2 separate regions of the Mus musculus genome follow, and region 2 is linked to region 1. A link is a loop called in an ENCODE intact Hi-C map of the cell type or tissue named here. Cell type or tissue: left cerebral cortex. All regions are shown on one strand. Each heading gives the region's core, and the rest is flanking DNA. Links, peaks and the distances in the headings are about the cores only. Region 1 has its middle 14 kb from the start of Slc2a12. Region 2 overlaps Slc2a12 (solute carrier family 2 (facilitated glucose transporter), member 12).

The links. Peaks named below come from ENCODE experiments on the same cell type or tissue, not always from the same donor. Only the 100,000 strongest peaks of a DNase experiment are listed, where the experiment ranks them.
Region 2: a loop joins it to region 1, with 11 times the contacts of the local background. A loop is called at or near these places in 4 of 42 quality-filtered maps.

The regions. Positions count from the first base shown.
Region 1 is chr10:22,625,850-22,635,813 of GRCm38, forward strand. No RefSeq gene overlaps it. Among named protein-coding and RNA genes, the nearest start is that of Slc2a12, 14 kb to the right of the region's middle. In left cerebral cortex, for the core only: no CTCF peak of the experiment used is centred there; DNase peaks (open chromatin) are centred at 5,852, 6,336 and 6,944; H3K27ac peaks cover 1,077 bases.
Region 2 is chr10:22,693,080-22,703,043 of GRCm38, forward strand. Slc2a12 (solute carrier family 2 (facilitated glucose transporter), member 12) reads left to right here. Exons shown (of 5, transcript NM_178934.4): 4 at 915-1,047; 5 at 8,943-9,964. The coding sequence ends at 9,096. Among named protein-coding and RNA genes, the nearest start is that of Mir7663, 31 kb to the right of the region's middle. In left cerebral cortex, for the core only: no CTCF peak of the experiment used is centred there; DNase peaks (open chromatin) are centred at 4,012, 4,330, 5,699, 6,870 and 2 more places; H3K27ac peaks cover 2,887 bases.

The DNA of each region.
Region 1 (9,964 bases), core at 890-8,889:
AATGGCTATCTTGCCAAAAGCAATCTACAGATTCAATGCAATTCCCATCAAAATTCCAACTCAATTCTTCAACGAATTGGAAGGAGCAATTTGCAAATTTGTCTGGAATAACAAAAAACCTAGAATAGCAAAAAGTCTTCTCAAGGATAAAAGAACTTCTGGCGGAATCACCATGCCAGACCTAAAGCTTTACTACAGAGCAATTGTGATAAAAACTGCATGGTACTGGTATAGAGACAGACAAGTAGACCAATGGAATAGAATTGAAGACCCAGAAATGAACCCACACACCTATGGTCACTTGATCTTCGACAAGGGAGCTAAAACCATCCAGTGGAAGAAAGACAGCATTTTCAACAATTGGTGCTGGCACAACTGGCTGTTATCGTGTAGAAGAATGCGAATCGATCCATACTTATCTCCTTGTACTAAGGTCAAATCTAAGTGGATCAAGGAACTTCACATAAAACCAGAGACACTGAAACTTATAGGGGAGAAAGTGGGGAAAAGCCTTGAAGATATGGGCACAGGGGAAAAATTCCTGAACAGAACAGCAATGGCTTGTGCTGTAAGATCGAGAATTGACAAATGGGACCTAATGAAACTCCAAAGTTTCTGCAAGGCAAAAGACACCATCAATAAGACAAAAAGACCACCAACAGATTGGGAAAGGATCTTTACCTATCCTAAATCAGATAGGGGACTAATATCCAACATATATAAAGAACTCAAGAAGGTGGACTTCAGAAAATCAAATAACCCCATTAAAAAATGGGGCTCAGAACTGAACAAAGAATTCTCACCTGAGGAATACCGAATGGCAGAGAAGCACCTGAAAAAATGTTCAACATCCTTAATCATCAGGGAAATGCAAATCAAAACAACCCTGAGATTCCACCTCACACCAGTCAGAATGGCTAAGATCAAAAATTCAGGTGACAGCAGATGCTGGCATGGATGTGGAGAAAGAGGATCACTCCTCCATTGTTGGTGGGAGTGCAGGCTTGTACAACCACTCTGGAAATCAGTCTGGCGGTTCCTCAGAAAACTGGACATAGTACTACCGGAGGATCCAGCAATACCTCTCCTGGGCATATATCCAGAAGATGCCCCAACTGGTAAGAAGGACACATGCTCCACTATGTTCATAGCAGCCTTAATTATAATAGCCAGAAGCTGGAAAGAACCTAGATGCCCCTCAACAGAGGAATGGATACAGAAGATGTGGTACATCTACACAATGGAGTACTACTCAGCTATTAAAAAGAATGAATTTATGAAATTCCTAGCCAAATGGATGGACCTGGAGGGCATCATCCTGAGTGAGGTAACACATTCACAAAGAAACTCACACAATATGTACTCACTGATAAGTGGATATTAGCCCCAAACCTAGGATACCCAAGATATAAGATATAATTTGCTAAACACATGAAACTCAAGAAGAATGAAGACTGAAGTGTGGTCACTATGCCCCTCCTTAGATTTGGGAACAAAACACCCATGGAAGGAGTTACAGAGACAAAGTTTGGAGCTGAGATGAAAGGATGGACCATGTAGAGACTGCCATATCCAGGGATCCACCCCATAATCAGCATCCAAACGCTGACACCATTGCATACACTAGCAAGATTTTATTGAAAGGACCCAGATGTAGCTGTCTCTTGTGAGACTATGCCGGGGCCTAGCAAACACAGAAGTGGATGCTCACAGTCAGCTAATGGATGGATCATAGGGCTCCCAATGGAGGAGCTAGAGAAAGTAACCAAGGAGCTAAAGGGATCTGCAACCCTATAGGTGGAACAACATTATGAACTAACCAGTACCCCGGAGCTCTTGACTCTAGCTGCATATATATCAAAAGATGGCCTAGTCGGCCATCACTGGAAAGAGAGGCCCATTGGACTTGCAAACTTTATATGCCCCAGTACAGGGGAACGCCAGGGCCAAAAAGGGGGAGTGGGTGGCCAGGGGAGTGGGGGTGGGTGGATATGGGGGACTTTTGGTATAGCATTTGAAATGTAAATGAGCTAAATACCTAATAAAAAATGGAAAAAAAAATATGTACTCTTCCATGTTCTTGTCACGGAGGTGTGAGTGTGTATGTGTGTGCACATGAAAAAAAAAAAAAAGGAATAGCTATGTAGCATCTTAGAGTGTTACCAGGAACTTTTGGGAGCTCCATGTAGGCTGTTTATGTGTTACCATGGAAACTGGGGACTCCCCTTGGGATCTTAATCTTATTCATAAGAGATTTTAAAAACAGACTCATTAGGATACCCAAGGGCAATTTTATTAGCATTTGAGAGAAAGCAACAGAGAGGGTGAGCTGCTCAGAGGAGATGAAAAAGATGAAAAGAAAGAGTCTTGTGGTGTATGAGTTAGGCTAGCATGTTTAGCAGCAGAGGCTTAGCAAGCAGTCACAGGATAGCTAGCAGCTATGTGGCAAAAACCAGTAGGCTTTAGCTAGGATCTAAAAGAAAGACAGAAAAGAAGTAAATGGTATGCCCTTAGTTAAGACAGACTTGGAGGAGCTGCACCAAGGTGGCTTTGTAAGTGACTGGGCTGAGGGAAGTTTCAGAAAAGATACATTGTCTCATTAAAGGGTAATTACTCCTTTCCTTTTGTTAGCTTTCTTTAGATGTAACAACCTTTGGATTAAGTATTTTTATTTTATGCAAACGAGTTTTTTTTTCCCTGGCATATACGCTGCACATGGTGTGTGTGAGTTACACGTGGATGCTGGAGAAGGACCTCAGATTCATTGGAACCGGAGTAGGTACTAGGAACAGAGCCCAAGTCCTCTGCAAGAGCAGTAAGGGCTCTTGATCACTAAGCTGGCTCTCTAACCCAAGCTACCCTTGAGTGATGAGATGACAGTATGAAATTTTGTAATATTTGGAGCAGGTCAGAGGGCCATGTCTCTACCCAAGACCAGGCATATTCTGTTCTTTTGACTAAGCCTTACAAAGCAGTTCTGCTGATGTTTACTAGGGGGTGGGGGTGGGGATGGGAAGTGGGGGGGTGGGGGAGTTGGGATACAAAGTAGCCTCTAAGGCTACCTTAACAGAAAGAAAACAAGATCAGACTTTCCATTCATGCTTGGGCTCAGCCCCAGGTTCCAGGCTACATTATCCAGTTATCACTGCAGGCTGTTGCAAGCCTACATCTGTTGACTAGGGGATGGTGTATGCTAGCTGGCAGGCTGTTGCAAGCCTGCCCCTTGGCTAAAGCAAAGTATAAGTTCATTGGCAGGCCCGGAAAATTGCTATTTCCCAGAAGAATGTTATAGGAATATTGCCAAAATGAGGGCACTTGGCTTTGGGCAAACATCTAGGCCCTTTACCCAAAGTCAATATATGTCTCCTTGTCTTAGAGCTGAGTAAACTGAATTTATAGAGATCATTTCATTTTCTAAAAGTCCAAAAATAAAGATAAAACATTAGAATTTATGTCATCTTACCCTTGATTGGTTCTTTCTTAATGTGGCTTTCTGCATCAGTGGAACTCTTGGCAGTAATAGCAGCTATCATTTACTGGGGAGCACTATGTTCAAATATTGGCTTAAATCCTGCTTCTGCATTAGCTAAGTTAATCCTTTTGCGAAGTCCGTGAGATGGATGGGCATCATTATTATCCCATTATAGAGATGGGGAGGAATCTGGAGCATAAAGAGGCCCCAGAGCTACCAGTGGTATAGGCATTATGAAAACCAAGTCCCAGAATCTTCAAACGACCTGGTAATGACTCCACACAAGGTCAAGGTAGGGTTTCATGGTGTGAGTCCTCTCCTCTTCATCCTGTTCTTCTGGACAGGGTTCAACAAATAGTTAGTGAGCAACTCAAAATTTCAGACACCCTGGAGGAATGTGAACAAGGTGGTCATGACCTTACCTCAATACTATTAGAGGCTGCCTAGAGACTATTAATGGTGGAAACAGAATGGTGAGTTATTATACCACTCTCCTCTGGACTCCGGTTGGTAATACAGCCCTGGGAGCTGAGAAAAGGGATGGATGACCCACCCTGGAAGACAGGAGGCTAGTGATGGCTACGGTACCTGAAAAATGCGCACAGGAAGGGATCAACTAGGAGAGAAAAAGAATGTGTCACCTACCCATTCCATTCCAAGTACCAGAAAGTATAAAATACAGCTGGGCCTCAGGGAAACCCCAAACCAACATCATGGTCATGGGACCACAGAGTTGCAGCTTCCTCCCATTGTCTCCTCGGTCACCTTCACATTTCCTGTGCTGCATATGCATGCGTACGTTATATACACCCATGTACATATGCATGTTCACATGTATGTGGGTACCCATGTGTGCATATGCATGTGGAAGCCCAAGATTGACATGAGGATCTTTCTCAGTCACTCTTCACCTTATTCCTTGAGGCAGGGTGTCTCACTGAGCCCAGCTTGGCAGGATAGACTGGCTAGCTTGCCTTAGGATGCCATCTTCACCCCCAAGCCGTAATAACAGACGAATCAGTAAACTCATCCAGCGTTTCCATGGTTTCTGAGGGTCCAGATTCTGGTCTTCATACTCACACAGCAGATACTTTGCTAACAGGGCCATCTTCCCAGACCTGACTCCTCATAATCTGTGTGTCTTCTGGCTACAGTAACTCTAGCTTCCACAAGCTTGGACCTTCCATGACCCTGGCTCTAGACCCCACACCAAACACTCTATTGACCCAAATACTCACCAATGTAACAGATACAGTACAGTGTCCCTGGTCACCTCCATTCTCCCCTCCAACCCACTGAGAAGTATAGAAATCTACACATCCAGGTTTCCTTGCTATGGGTTTCCAGGTACCAATTAGATGCACCCACATAAGGGAACATATGGTCAACAACAGGGGAGCTTCTGCTAGCCTCCAGGATCGAACAGACATGGGCTCCAGCACAGATAGCTTCTCATGAACAAAGTTTTGGATGCAGAGATTGTCTAGTCCTGGACCTGAAATAAAATGATAAATTTATATTCCCTCCCTCCCTCCCTCCCTTCCTTGTGGTATGGGGTGTGGTGTGTGTGTTTGTGGTGTGTGTGTGTGTGTATCTGTATGGCCTGTCACTTTCCACCTTAATTTTTCAAGACATAGTCTCTTGTTTTATCAGGAGAGTCCATTTTTGGCTATACTTGTTGGTGAGTAAAACACAGAAATCTGGCTAGCTCTGTCTCCCCATACCATGGTCACAGATGTGAGTTGACTACACCGCTTTTACATGTATGCTAGGAACTTGAACTCATGTCTTTATGCTTGCGTAGTAGGCATCTTACCTCCCCTCTACCCTGTGCTATGTAACAGAAGCCCTGACCCTGAATGGATCAGTAGATCCATTTGCCTCCACCACAGAGCGCTAGCTCCCTCCCTCTTATCTGCCTTTCTTCATTTTTTTTAGGGGCAGACAGTCTCCGTAGCCCAGATTGACCTCAAACTTGTAAGCTTCCTGTTTCTATCTCTCAACTGCTGTGTGTGTGTGTGGGGGGGGGGGGGCGCCTGGCTGAGGTGACATGTCCTGTCCTCAGTGCTCTACTTGGCAGCTTAGATGTAGGAGCTCAGCTGATGTGTCAGCTCTACATTGTCCTGAGACATGATCCCAAATGCTTGTAATCTGAGTTTTCAGACCTTACAATAGTATATTATAAATCCTCTAATTCCTGTGTTGACTTCCCTTCTGCTTCAAGGTCCGACTAGCTCTGACTGACACACCTACGCTGAAACTTTCTTCAGGGGGAAATAACCTGAAAAAAGTACTTCCAGCTCTCGCTTTGCCTCTCTGCCCACAGAATATCTTTGCCTTGGTTTGTTCAGTTTTACTGGAAGAGGTGGAAGCAAATGGGAGACTCAGTAAGTAATAAGAGGAGAACATCTGCGGGGGAGAGGGCTGAGCAGAGAGGCGTGGGCTTGCTCAGCGGAGTCCAGGGTGCAACTAGATTGCAGAGCTAAACCAGAAAGATCTGAGTCTGCAAGACCAGCTCATACCGGGCCATGATGACATAGTGGAAGGTTCTGATGAGAGGTTGTGGTAAGCCTATACTCTAATGGCTGAGCCATCTCTCCTGCCACGGTGAAAGGTTTTAAAATTAAGTATTTTGATTTTAAGCCCTCCATGATGGTTCATGTCTAGAATCCCAGTACCCAGGAGGCAGAAGCCGAAATAGGTGAGGCCACTAAACCCCAGCCAGGTCTACCTATGAGCTGCAGGCAAGCCACAGCTACATACCAAGATCTTGTCTCAAATGAAACAAGACATCTAGATTTAGACTAAACCCTTCTTGGCTGCAATACGGGATCTGTTGAGGCAGAGAAGTCCTGTGCTGTGTGGTTGGCTGTCATGTGGGAGGTGGTAAGGCAGCCTGGATTTAGAGCGTGGCAGGGAGGATTTGCAAGTTGACCCAAGAGGTTTCTAGCAGGCAGAGTCGTCTGGAAAAAAAACCCATGTTTTCAAAACATATTCAAGGGGGCAGATCCAAGTTTTTAGGGCCTGAAGTTGATAACATGTATTGCTCATATATAGCACAAATAATAATTCAAAATTAAGTATGAAAGTGAATATTTCAATAAAATGCTATGGAACTATCAAGCATCCTAAAATTTGCAGGACTGAGGAATTGTCTGGTATACCTCTCTGGTGTTCTTCCCTTTGTGGTTGGCCTGAACCTTTGACTCTCTTTCAGAGCAGTGTTTCTGTGGCAGTTCCTTCTGTATAAGTGTTCCACCCTGACATGGCCTGGAGCCACAAACAAGGCAGGTCCACATGGAGAGCCATCATCCACTTCTTAGCCTTGTACTCTTCTCTGCTTCAGGAATGATGAGGTGGAGCATGCGCCACAAGGGTTGGAGTTATGGGCGCAGAACGGGGAGGGGGCTGGAAATAGCTATGTATATACAAGTATGCCCAAGAAGGCAAACTTAACCCACAGAAGTGACATAGACTACTATGAAAGAGGCTGAGGCACGAGGATTACAAGTTCCAGACTTGCCTGGGCAACTTAATGAGCCCGTGCCTCAAACAGTGAGAAAGAAGATTGGGAATTCAGCTCAGAGGTAGAGCTATGTTCCATGTGAAGCGTGAATGAGGCCTTAGCTTCAATCCCCAGTGCATAAAATAAGAGGAAGGGAAAAAGAACAGAGTAAAAAGAAAGCCAATATTTTCCAGCTTGATGCACCCAGTCAGCTCCAAAATAGTCCATGGCCACATTTTTAAAAAGTCACAAGAATAAACCTCAAGTCCTGTCCTTAACTGGATTGGGTACATACACAGTCTGTTATATTTGAATATGTTGCTTTTGTTCCAAACACATTGTCTACACAGCTGTCTCTGCTTAAACAAAACAAAACAAAAACAAAAACAAAAATACAAAAACAAATAAAATAACCCCCATTTCACCCTGGCTTTCCTAGAATAAAAAAAATAAAACCAGCCTTCCTGTGTCTTGGGGTTCCCTATTCTCTTCCTTTTCCCTTTCTTCCCCTCCCCCATCCCTTCCTCCTTTCTCTTTCTTTCCCCTTTGGGACAGGGTCTCACTATGTGACTTAGGCTAACCTGGAGCTTGGGATTCTTCCTCTCCTAGTCCTGACTGCTGGGATTTCCCATGTGCAGCTCTGTGTGTAACTTGAGGGTTATGTGTTTATAAAAAGATAAAGAGAGGAGGGGCTATGTTTTGGTGGGCGTGTGGTGAGGTGTGGGGGAAGCCCATGCTGAGGCATCCCTTCCCCTGAGGGACGAGCCACATGATGGTATAGTGTAGAATAGAATAGGCATGCGAAGGGGAGTTAAGAGGGTAGGGGGGAGGGAGGGAGAGAGAGAGAGAGGGAGGGAGAGAGAGAGAGAGAGAGAGAGAGAGAGAGAGAAGCCAGCCAGCCATGAGCATGTGCAGGGGGTGGGGGTGGGGAAGGAAAGGGAGAGGGGAGGGAGTGGGGAGAGAGGGGGAAAGGGGAGAGGGGACAGAGAGGGAACAGGAAGGCAAAGAGCAAGAAAGAGATGAGGGGGCAAGCAGCCCCTTTCATAGTGAGTCAGGCACACCTGGCTGTTGCCAGGTAACTGTGGGGTGGAGCCTAGACAAACAAAAACAAAAACAAACAAACAAAACGCTAACAGGGGTTCTCATTTCTGAAAACATTTGTCATGCAAAATTTGGTTAAATTAATTTGCTTTACTTTTCTTTTGTTAACCTGCCCTGTGTGAGTGTGTCTCTCTGTGTGTGTCTGTGTGTGTTTGTGTTTGTGTGAGTGTGTGGGTGTATGTCTGTGTGTGGGTGTGTCTGTGTGCGTGTCTATATGTGTGTCTGTGTCTGCGTGTGCATGTCTATGTGTCTCTGTGTGAGTGTGTGTGTGTGTGTGTGTGTGTGTGCATGCACATGTGGAGTGCAAATGTCCACCTCAGGTATTGCTCTTTAAAAGCTATCCATTCTAAGACAAAGTATTTTTCTTTTCCTTTCTTTTTCTTTTTTTTTTTTAAAGATTTATTTATTTATTTACTTATTTTATATGAGTACACTGTCACTGTCTTCAGACACACCAGAAGAGTGCATCAGATCCCATTACAGGTGGTTGTGAGCTACCATGTGGTTGCTGGGAATTGAACCCAGGACCTCTGGAAGAGCAGTCAATGCTCTTAACTGCTGAGCCATCTCTCCAGCCCAGCAAAGTATTTTCTAAGACAAAGCCTATATTTATACCCACTGTTTAGGCTAGGCTGTCTGGCCAGCAAGCACTAGGGATCTCTATTTCTGAAGCACTGGAATTAAAAGGAAATACATAGAAAAAAAAAGTATGTGTATGTGTGTGCATTTGTGTGTATATACATATTTTCATTTAAAAATCATTTATTTTTTGAGAGTATAGTATAATTACATCATTTTCCCCATTTCTTTGTCTACCTTCCAAACCCTCCCATTTACTTCTCCTTGCTCTTTTTCAAATTCACAGGCTCATTTCTCATTAATTGTTATTATATGTACATATGATGTATATAACATATATGTATACTCTAACTTTCTATACAGAACCTGCTTGCCTGTATAATTACGTGTATATATGTTTTCAGGGCTGACTGGTATGGGATAACCAACTGATGTGCTTTCCCCTGAAGAAGACTGTGTCTCCCGCTCTCCGCACTCCTTAGTTGCCTGTAGTTCCTTGTGGAGGTGGGGGCCTCTTGGGCTTTCTCTCATCCACGGTAGATGTCTGTTCATCAGCTCGTGTTTAGTCGTGTTGGTGAGATTTTATGGGTATAGCTTGTGACGTTCCTAGAAGACACAACCTCACAGTTTTTCAGGGTTTTGCAATCTTTCTGGTGTAAAAACTACTGTAGATGTACCCGTTGGGACTAAGCTCCATAACTCTGCATTTTGACTGGTTGTGGTTTTCTGTAATGGTCTCCGTCTATTGCAAAGAAACGTTCCTTTGGTGAGGGGTGAGGAGTGTATTCATCGGTGGGTATAAGGACGAGCATTTCGAGTGTAGTTAGGGGTTATGCTGGTTTAGTAAAGTGGTGGTTGTAGGTTCTCGTCTAAGATCCGTGACTTCACTAGCCCAGTGTAGTAGGCTAGGTGTCCAGTCCCAGGCATTTTCTCCTTGCTGAGCAGGTCTCATGTTCAATTAGAGAGCAACTGGTTACTGCCAAAGTATGGGTGCCAGTTAGAGCTATCATGCCGTGCTGATTGTTGTTACGGTTCATAGGCATCGTAGCTGGGTAGGACTATTGTCTGCTTTTCTTTTTTGGAAGTTTGCATACACCTTCTGGTACTGTGAGAGCTAGTCCTCTGGGAGAAGGCTTTTAGGTCAGATCCAGTGGCTCCTGGGCCTTGTGTCTGAAGTGCGTGGAGTCTTCAGCAATAAGGACCTACACTCTAGCTTCCACCTCTGGGTGGCAGCCAACCGTCACATACACACACATACACACACACACACACACACACACACACACACACACACACACACAGTGAGA
Region 2 (9,964 bases), core at 702-8,701, 67 kb after region 1:
TGCTTGAAACTTTGTGCGTTAGTTCTCAAAATACTGAAGTAACAATGTGGTTCACCAGTGCTCTTCAAAACTTACCACTGAGATTCTCTCTCTCTCTCTCTCTCTCTCTCTCTCACACACACACACACACACACACACACACACACACACACACACACACGAGACAGAGACAGAGAGACAGAGAAAGACAGAGACAGAGTCAGACAGACAGAGACAGAGATGGAGACAGAGACAGACAGAGACAGAGAGAGGACTAAAAATGGCAACAAATGGCCTGAATCTTTGCAGGAAGACTAGTTGATATCCTAGATGAGCTAAGGACAAGGCAGACTCTTGAATAGATTTTTTTTTTTTAGCATGAATCCTGGGAAAACAGATTCTTTTTTTTCCCCAGTGGTAGTTGTCTTTCTGGGAACTGACTATGTAGTAGAGTCTGGCCTGAACTCATGGCAATCCTCTTGTGTAAGCATCCTCTCTCAGCTGGTATTATAGGCACAAGCTATTATACACAACCAGATCTAATTCATTTTTAAGTCCTGGACTGATCAAAAATATTCTACTTGAGATGTCTAAAGATCTCTATGTATTTTCAAAGATCAAGTTTTCAATCATGGATGAGAGTGATTTAAGAGATATGAGTCTTCTTTTCCTTGGCAATAAGCCTTTGGATTTCGGCAGTTAACAAGTTGTTAAGACAGCTCTTTGTATTTTACTTGAGAGGGCTGGGGGAGGGGGGTACTATAAAACAAAATGAACCTGGCCCTCTTCTGAATTTGTAAATCTCACTTCCGTGGAGAGTTTTACCATGCACAAGGATACACATGGCTTTCCATAGGCTCTGAGAAGTGATGCTCAGAAATGAGATCAATGTAGCACAGAATACGTTTCTAATCACTCTCTTTTGTCCTTTATAGATCTTATTGGTTTGTCATGGGTATGCTTCATATACACAATCATGAGTCTGGCATCGCTGGCTTTTGTTGTTCTGTTTATACCTGAGACTAAGGGATGCTCTTTGGAACAAATATCAGTGGAGCTAGCAAAGGCGTAAGTATTTGTATCCTTGGTCTTTGTTTGAAGTGCAGTTTTTACATACAATTAATTAAATAAACATCTGAAGTTATTTTAGGATATTTCCTTTGCTGTAAGACTGTCTACCTGATCCCACTGCCCCAACCGTGTCCTTGATGTGTGTGAACTTTTGTTCATTGATATACAAGACTTTTAAATCTCTATTCAGTGATGAGCAATAATCCCAAGCTGGGCGTGGTACTAAAAGCCGGTGATCCTAGCACCTCAGAGGTGAAGCCAAGGGGACTGAGTTTGAGGTGACCCTTAGCCTCACATCAGTGTTAGGCCAACTTAAAGAGACCTCGCCTCAACCTTCCTCTCTCCCCCAAGAAAGAAGTCTTCATTTCTAGCTCCTCACTCAGGAGGCTGGCTTTGTTTGAGGTTCTAGGTAAAGGCTGGGATATGATGCCTGTCCTGGGCTAAGACCATGGATAGCTTCAGCGCTTCATCTAAAACAGGCTCAAGGGTCTTTTGTGCCCAAACCCTTACGGCTACGATTAGTAGAAGAACTCTTGGTGCTAAATGTCTATAATTCCTTATAATGTGGTACATTCAAGTTAATTTTAGTGAAGGTTAGAAGTGTCTTACACGGTTAGGCAGTTAGAGTTAAATTCCAGGCACTTAAGTGGGTTACACATGGAGAGATGAAATAACTAATGGAACTGGCAAGTGGGGCCATGAACAACTTTCAGAGCAGGGCACCAAGTTCTAACTGATCAGGCCCCAGGGAAGTGGTGGCAATAGTCTAGGAGTGGAGGGGAACGTGTTCTCCTTAGGATTCAATTAGAAATGGGGTCAGGGTTAGTCCTCAGCTTTACTGCAAAGGAGGAAACTGGACAATAGTTTTTAATAGGTTGTGACTTCTCTTTTAAAAATAATGCTCAGGCACTGAGGAGACATAGACGGTAGCAGGAACTATGACAGTGACCCCCTAGGCTTCATCTCAGGCAAGCTCCAGGGTGACTGATGAGCTGATAGTGGAACTATGTGTGCAGATACAAAGGCCGGCCAGTTAGTCCTGTGTTAGCCTAGGCTGGAGTGAGGAGACTCCCGGAAAACTTTCACTTTGTGTTGCTGACCCTTGGTATGGTTACAGTCTTTAAAACAGTTGACCTCCGCCGGGCGTGGTGGTGCACGCCTTTAATCCCAGCACTTGGGAGGCAGAGGCAGGCAGATTTCTATGTTTGAGACCAGCCTGGTCTATAGAGTGAGTTCCAGGACACAGAGAAAAACCTGTCTTGAAAAACTGAAAAAAAAAAAAAAAAAAAAAAAAAGAAGCTCATGGGGGCTGGGATAGGTTGTGCACAGGAATGTTGCATTCAGTGCTGTGCTATGAAGGTAACGTGCCTTTGAGACTGGGAAATGGGCCCAGAACAAAGGGGGGTCAGGAAGAGTCTCTGACTATCTTAGTAAAGAATTTTTACTTTAAAGGAAGTAGTGGTTATTTTTGTTGTTGTTTCGTTTTTGTAGTGTGTAGTGTATGTGGAATATGCACACGTGTTGGGATACTTGTGCCGAGAGTATACATATGGAGGTCAAAGCTGGACTTTGCCACCTTCCTCTATTGATCGCCACTGTATTCCCTTGAGCTAGGGTCTCTCAATGAACTCGATGTTCACTGTTTTGGCTAAGCTGGATGGCCCGGATCCTCTCGGCTCCACCCCTCAGTGTTAGGGCTGCAGGCATGCTTAGCCATGCCCAACGTCTACATACGTGCTGAAGATTTCAACTCAAGCCCCCACCTTTATACGGAAAATGCTCTTATCCACTGAGCCACCCCACCCCTCTAGAGGAAGTGTTTAAAACAAAAGGAGATGAAGTGGCCAGAGTTTAGAAGGAATGCTCTGGCAAAATAGGAAGGATGGACATAGAAGTGGCTGAATAGAAGGAGCTATTTGAGATGGTTGATGGGAAGGCATGAAGCTGGTCAGGGTTCACGCTCTCTTTTCCTGGGCAAGAGAGCCCAGGAAACTGGAATCTCTACAGGAAGGATGGCTGAGGGAAAGGAGGCAACTAGAACAGCTCTCAGGCTTGCAGAACCAATCCAGTATGTACGTGACATTGAAGGTGGCAAGATGTCGGGGACGAGGGGCAGGTTTGGCTGAGGGTCTGTTGTGGAGGTTGGGGTTAGCCCTGAGCTCCATCTGTACAGATCTCCTCTGTGGCGCTCAAGACGCGCAGTGGACGGAATGTGAGCAGGCACAGGAATCCTGGACTCCGGAGAAACAGCTTTCAAGATACAGATCTGGTAGTCAACACAGGGCTGCAGGTACTTGGTACGTGGGCAGCGGCAGGGTGAGAAAGGTTGGCAGGGCCCAGGCTTTTGGCAGCCATCTAAGAACAATATTAGAAACCATCAGTGCAGAAGAGGCTGGCTTGAGCAGGCAAGAGATCTGAGGCTTGCCTTTTGTTGCGTGCATGGTTAATCCAGTTTATGAATATATACTTTGAATTACCCAACTCCTAACCCAAGGCATAAAATGTGTTTTACAAGTTTGTTAAAGAAAAAAAAAAAGTCTTGTGAACAATAGTAAGTCTGTTAAGATGGAATTGCCGAGCGAACCGTTACTTTCCTTTAACAAACAAAAGTAAGGACTTACTATCCATCACACTGTAGTTCCTCCCAAAAGTCTCAACTTTTAAAACTTTTCTCATTAAGCAACTTTCGGGTAGGGTTGTCAAATAGAGCAAAGCGTAAATCTTAACGATTTGAAGACAGCATTAAGAAATACCTAATTTTTCTGTTTAATGGTCTTCTAGAATGCTCCTTGAGAGCATAGGATTTGGGTATCCAAAGCTCAGCAGAACTTATTCAGCATTCTGGGAGGGGGAGAACAGTAAGAGAGTACACGCCGGACTTACTGTCTGTGAGACCCACATTTGGTTCTTTTGAGTCATGCAGTTACTCAGCACCTCAGCTGGCACCGTCGGAGGCAGTCTGAGGCAGTTGAAAACTAGGAGCGGTCCGAAGCAAAGTTACTGTGACCCCCTCAACACTATGGTGACAGATAACAGGCAAGGGCATGAGGGTGGGCAGCAGAGAAGTTGGAAGAAGGTGGCCTGTGGCTTAAACACAGCACTAGCAAGGCAGTACCTATCCGGTGCATGCTACAGGGGGACCCCCAGAAGGAGCTCTGAAAGGAAATTCCTTCAACTCCTCATCTCACAGTCCTAAAGAGCCGAAAGCTTTTCCCTGCTTGGTGCAGTCAGTCGAGAAATGCTTTTAAAATAAAAATGTGTAAGCAGCTTGAGTTATGTAAACCGACAAGAAAGGTTTGAAGCATATGTTAAGCAAGGGTCCCTGGAGAGAAATGTCAGAGACAGAAATCTGTGGTATGAGTAGATTATCACATTAACTAAGGAAATGTAGGGCAGTGGGAAGCCCATGGAACTTGCTAGTCCATGGAAACTGAAGCCAAGCGATGGAGGAGGGCTACTGCTGAGCTGAAGGAGTCTTCTGGAATCTAGAAGTTAATAAAACAAGCCAATCAACTTTTGTCACCATGAAAATCAGTTCTGATGTGCAAATCCCAATAGTTTTCCTAAGGAGTAAGAAAGTTAACTATAACATCACATTAATTTTAAATTTGATACTACTGTACATTGCTTAATATTTCCCCCTCTATTTAGAGTTGGTCCCCATCCCAGCCTGTTTTTACAAAGCTGATAAAACAAGTATTCTTCCAAGGATGCTAAATTCCTTATAAAATAAATAGTGACTCAGCTGAGAGTCAGGAAACATAGCTGCTATCATGTAATTTGAAAGGGTTTTGTTTTTAATATCGGCCTTGACAACTACAACCCCCCCCCCAGTGGGATGCTTGCTATATTCAGTTTCTTCAAATGTGATTTTCCTTCCTTTCTTCCCCCAACGTAGGTGAAAACAAACCAGTAAATGTTTTATAGTTTAGTTCTGAAGTCTTTTTTACTATTAGCCAGTCAATGTGATTTGTCCATTCCTGTAGGCAAACGAACTGCTTCTAAATACTGAGAGCGTGAGAGATGGATCTGTCAGTTATGTGTGTGCCACGCAAACATGTTTGTCCCCAGCATACGTGAAAAGTGGGGTGGTAGCAATGAATGCTTGCAATCCCAGCATTGGGAAGGAGAAGACAGGACAGGATCCCTGAAGCTTGCTGGTCAGCCAATCCACTCAGACCTGTGAGTTCCAGGTTCAGTGAGAGGCCCTGGGTGTACATGTGAGATATCCAGTATCGCCACAGAGCACACATACAAAGGCACACAGTAAATAAATGAACAAATATATATTTATTAAGCAACTATTATGTATGCATCAGACACTGCTGAAGGTTCTGTAACCAAACTATGAATGAGAAAAAACAATACTCCCAGGATAAGAAAAATGTGCTGACTAGTGTTTGGGTGTGGCAGGCTTCCGAAGGCTGTGCTAAGATAACCTTTAAGATTCGGCTCAGGAAGGTAGGGGTACAAAGAATGCAGGCAGAGAGCAGCAGCTAGTCCAGAGGCTAACTCAAACAGGTTTAACCTGTTTCTGGAAGGGCAAGAACTCTTTAAGAGGTCACAGTCCTGGGATTGATAAGGCAGGCTGAGGGAGGAGTTGCTCTACCTGCAGTGGGAGAGTGGACAGTGACATGCCAGGACTGGCATTTCGGGCCAGGTAGGTCATGAGCAGCCCGAGGCGTAGGGACGCTCACAAGCACAGGGCTGGCTTCAGGTGGCCCTTCATGCTGCAGGGCAGCACAGATCTCTAGTCTTCTGTCCTAGCCACTGTCTGGTGTTGTACACACACCACCAGCCTCCCTCCAGGTTCAAGTGCCAATTCTGTATTCCTATGACATCAGCCCCCTCATACCCCTTCCCCCCCCTTTTCTAAGACTTCTGCTTGCTTCTCCACTCTCCCCGTTTTTATCTTTGTACTTTTTATCAGCATGAATACAGACTTGCAGAGATTTTCCACCTGCCCCCCAATCTCGATGCCTTCTCCTCCTCCTCCTCCTCCTCCTCCTCCTCCTCCTCCTCCTCCTCTTCCTCCTCCTCCTCCTCTTTCTTCTTCTTCTTGATACGGCTCCATGAATCCCTGGCTTGTCTTTAACTCATTCCATGGCTGAGAATAACCTTGAACATCATACCCTCTTGCAAGTGCATTGATTACAGGTGTGTACCACCATATCCGGTTTATACGGTGCTGGGGATTGAAGTCAGGGCTTCTTGTACGCTAGGCAAATAATCTGCCAACCAAGCTACATACTGCTTCTCCCTAGCTTCTAAAAAGGGTATTTTAGTGCCATTTTTCTTCCAAATTTGCCAGTTCTTTCTTTATAGCAAAGCTCTTTATCCATTCTGCTCATTTCCCTTCTCTTCAGCCTGCTCCAGTGAGACCTCTATGCACTTCCCTGGAAACGGTCCTAACGAACGCAGGGGCCAGTCCTCAGCTCGTGCTTCAGTGGGGTATGCGACCCTTTCTGAATAGCTTTACCGCACCCATATGAGGACCTACCTTCTCATTGTGCCACCTCTCCCTGCACACCTGTCCTCGCCTGGCTCCACGCCATCTCTGTGGTGAGCGTGGACTTCCTCCCACGTCTCTTCTCTCACACTCACTGCCTCATCTGGGCCAATGTCATGCCCTCTGCACCACGTGTACCAGGAGCTGAAATTAATCCACCTCCATCTCTCCTAACCTGGAGGTGTGCCTTGCTTATAATCTCCCTTCGTGTGAAGATAAGCTAAGCATGCTAGTAAGTTCACCCACTGGCTCCCGCCCTACTTTTCTCATTTGATGTGTCTTCCTTTTCTTTGCTGGAGTCTTTCATCTCTTCCCCACACCCTACCTCCAGAGCAGACCATACCTCCAGAGTGGGCTGTGCTGGCTCCCTTTGTCATCCCTTTGTTCCAGTCCCCTGGGGTTTGTCACATGGAGGAAAAGCAATGCAGTTCACACTTCCTACTGCTCCACTCAGGCCAGCAGCTGTTCCTCATGTCCTTCCCCGAGGCAGCTATCTGCCCTAGTGCCACTTCCCTTTTTCCTGCCAGCTAGAAGACTGGAGTTAAGAATACTTGTGAACTGCCATGTACGTACTGGGAACCGTGCAGAGGTTCTCTGCTCGAGCAACAGATGCTAATGGGCGAACCCCATCCGACAGGAGCTTTTAGTTTGCTGCTGTTTCCCATCCTGGAGGACAGTCTCCTGGCTTGTAAAGCTTTCTATTGAATGCATTAACAAATGAACAGGAGAACTGGATATGGGAGCGAGCCATGGCCCAGGAAACTTCTAAGCTTTTGAGGCATAGATACTGCAGCCTGAAGGGGCCTAGGCTTCAAGGTACAGGGGTAGTTAGAATAATCTTAGATGTATTAATTTGGAGATGTTCATTAGAGTTACAGAAGTTGGCAGCAGAATGTGAATGTTAACTCTGTAAGTCTTTATAGAGTTGAATGTTGGAGGCCATTGACCTCATGAAACCAGATGAGAGCATTCATCTGAAACAGAGGAGAATGAGGCCAAGACTGAACCAAGCCCTCCATCAGAGATCAGAAGAAAGAGATCACCAAGGTCTGAGAGGCCAAAGATGAGGAAACCCGAGGGAACATGTATTTCCAAAGCCAAGAGGTGTTCCAAGGCAGCGTAGACTGAAAGGTCAGACATCTCAGGCTTGGGACTCCAGGAGGCTCAGGAGCTGGGGCTGACGCTGCTGTCTCAGTGGGGAGGACATCTGGCTCTGCCGTGGAGAACAAATGTACAGGGTGACCTTTCACTGATTGTCACTGGTCCCTTCTCTAGCTCCTGTTCTCAAGTACCGTGCTCAACAGACTAGGTCTCCAGTCCTTCCCCAGGACTCTGAAGGCCGATGCTTGCCACCCACATCTTCACTTCCTCTCTTGCTTGGCTCAGATTCTCTCCTCCTTGACGCTTCCTGTCATTCAGGAAAACCTAGCTCTCATCAACACCTCTCAGCTTATTTTAGCCCTAATCTGAAAAGCAAATGCTATATGACCAGTCTCGTGCAAGGTTAGGGACGTAACCCCGACACAGCGCTGTAGGATGCCCTGCCACCCGGAGCAGTTCCCTGAGGAAGCAGCCCTTTCTGCTCTTTGAGATACTTCAATACCACCTCCCACTTTCTGTCGTGGCTCTCTTGGTCAATGCCTTTTGTGGTGATCATGCTTTCTGTCCCTCCACCCCCACCCCGTCCATCCAAGTACTGTGCCAGTGCATTCTGGGATTCTGCATAAGGACTCCCAACTTGACCTCCAGGAATTATGGGTTGCTGAGCAATATATAATCCCTATGGAAACCCTTGCTCTGTCCCCCATTCTGTTTTCTCATCAGCTTTACACCCCCAAATCACATGCTTTTGTGCTTGTCTATGAAAGCACAAGCCCTTGGAAGCTAGTTTTATCCAACTCCACCCACTCTGCCTACTGTGACCCATTTCATCCCTGTGGAAGAGAGAAAGGTTCACAGGCGCTCCCTTCCTGGTAAATAAAAGGGTACAGCATATTTTATGCAGATGGAAGTAATTTATGCTGTAGAAAAGGGGAACAGAAGGTGGAATATTGGCATAATAGGGAGCTAGAAAATGCAAGAACATGAGTCACGATTAGGGGTGAAGTCAGCCCCTTTTGGAGTCTTGGCCTGTACAGAGGGGTGCTGTGGCCATGTTCTGAGAGGATGGCTGCCCCAGTTTACTCTCTGCATGAGATGGAGCAGAGGCCAAAGGTATGTATCACAGTTCTCAAGCACATTAAGGCTTCACAGTAAAAACGTTTTTCCATGAACTAAACCATGACAACCCCAGGGCGATTTTAAAAATAATACGCTGCAGATTTCTTTCAAGTACTATATAAACGAAGAATGACATTTTCATTAGCGCCTCTCTCTCTTTCAGGAACTATGTGAAAAACAACATTTGTTTTATGAGTCATCACCAGGAAGAATTAGTGCCAACACAGCTTCAAAAACGAAAGCCCCAAGAGCAGCTCCCAGAGTGTAACCACCTGTGTGGAAGGGGACAGTCACAACGGCCCTCGCCAGACACCTAACGGGCTCCAATCCCTACGTGTGGCACAGTGGCAGGACTTACAGGGTCTCTGCCATGTTCTCTCCTCACTGTCATGGAGAAGTTAGAAAGACCACCATTAATTCCTCTTCCCAAAACAGACTTTTGCCAAAAGGTACAAGAGGCACCAATGTCCTGATGTATCAGGTCAAGCAAACAATACTGGCAGGTTCAATGCCTTCAACTTTTTCTCTAGTTCAGCTTTTGAAAAGACTACATACATTCTAGTGATGAGGCCTGGCTCTGCCTTAAGCTGTCTGTGTAGGATGCCACTTACAGCTTGGTACTCAAGACACAGTGGTGTTCTGGGCAGGCACTTACCACGTGTGCCTCTGAAGACACTGTGTGGATGATTTCATTGCATCTACGTTGTAGTTTAGGATGGTGTCTTGAATAAGACTTTAGTTGGCATTCAAGTCCACCAGTACAAAGATTATGCAGCTTATACATCACACATGAGACACTTGTTAATCAAAGTACTCTTTTGTAAGTTTTATGTCAATTTTTAAAACTCTAAGATAAACCATTTTCCATTTCTTTTTAAAAATTGAGTAGAAAGATTAATTTAAAATTCCTGGGACCATATTTATTTAGAAATAGCTGTTAGTAAATATTAGACAAGGAGTCCGGACATAATATTTATCCAGATCTCTAAGCAGTTAGCTTTAAATTATACAGTAAAAATCTCTAAGAGTTGTCTCCTGGGAAGGCTTTCGTGGTAACCTGTCACAGCCCACCTTCCTGCACTTCTTCCCTGCCCTCAGGAATCACTCTACCTCAGGCTACAGACAGAGGGATGGCCCTGACCTCAGGCCAGGTACCTTCCTTTCTGTGATGAGCAGTGATGGAGA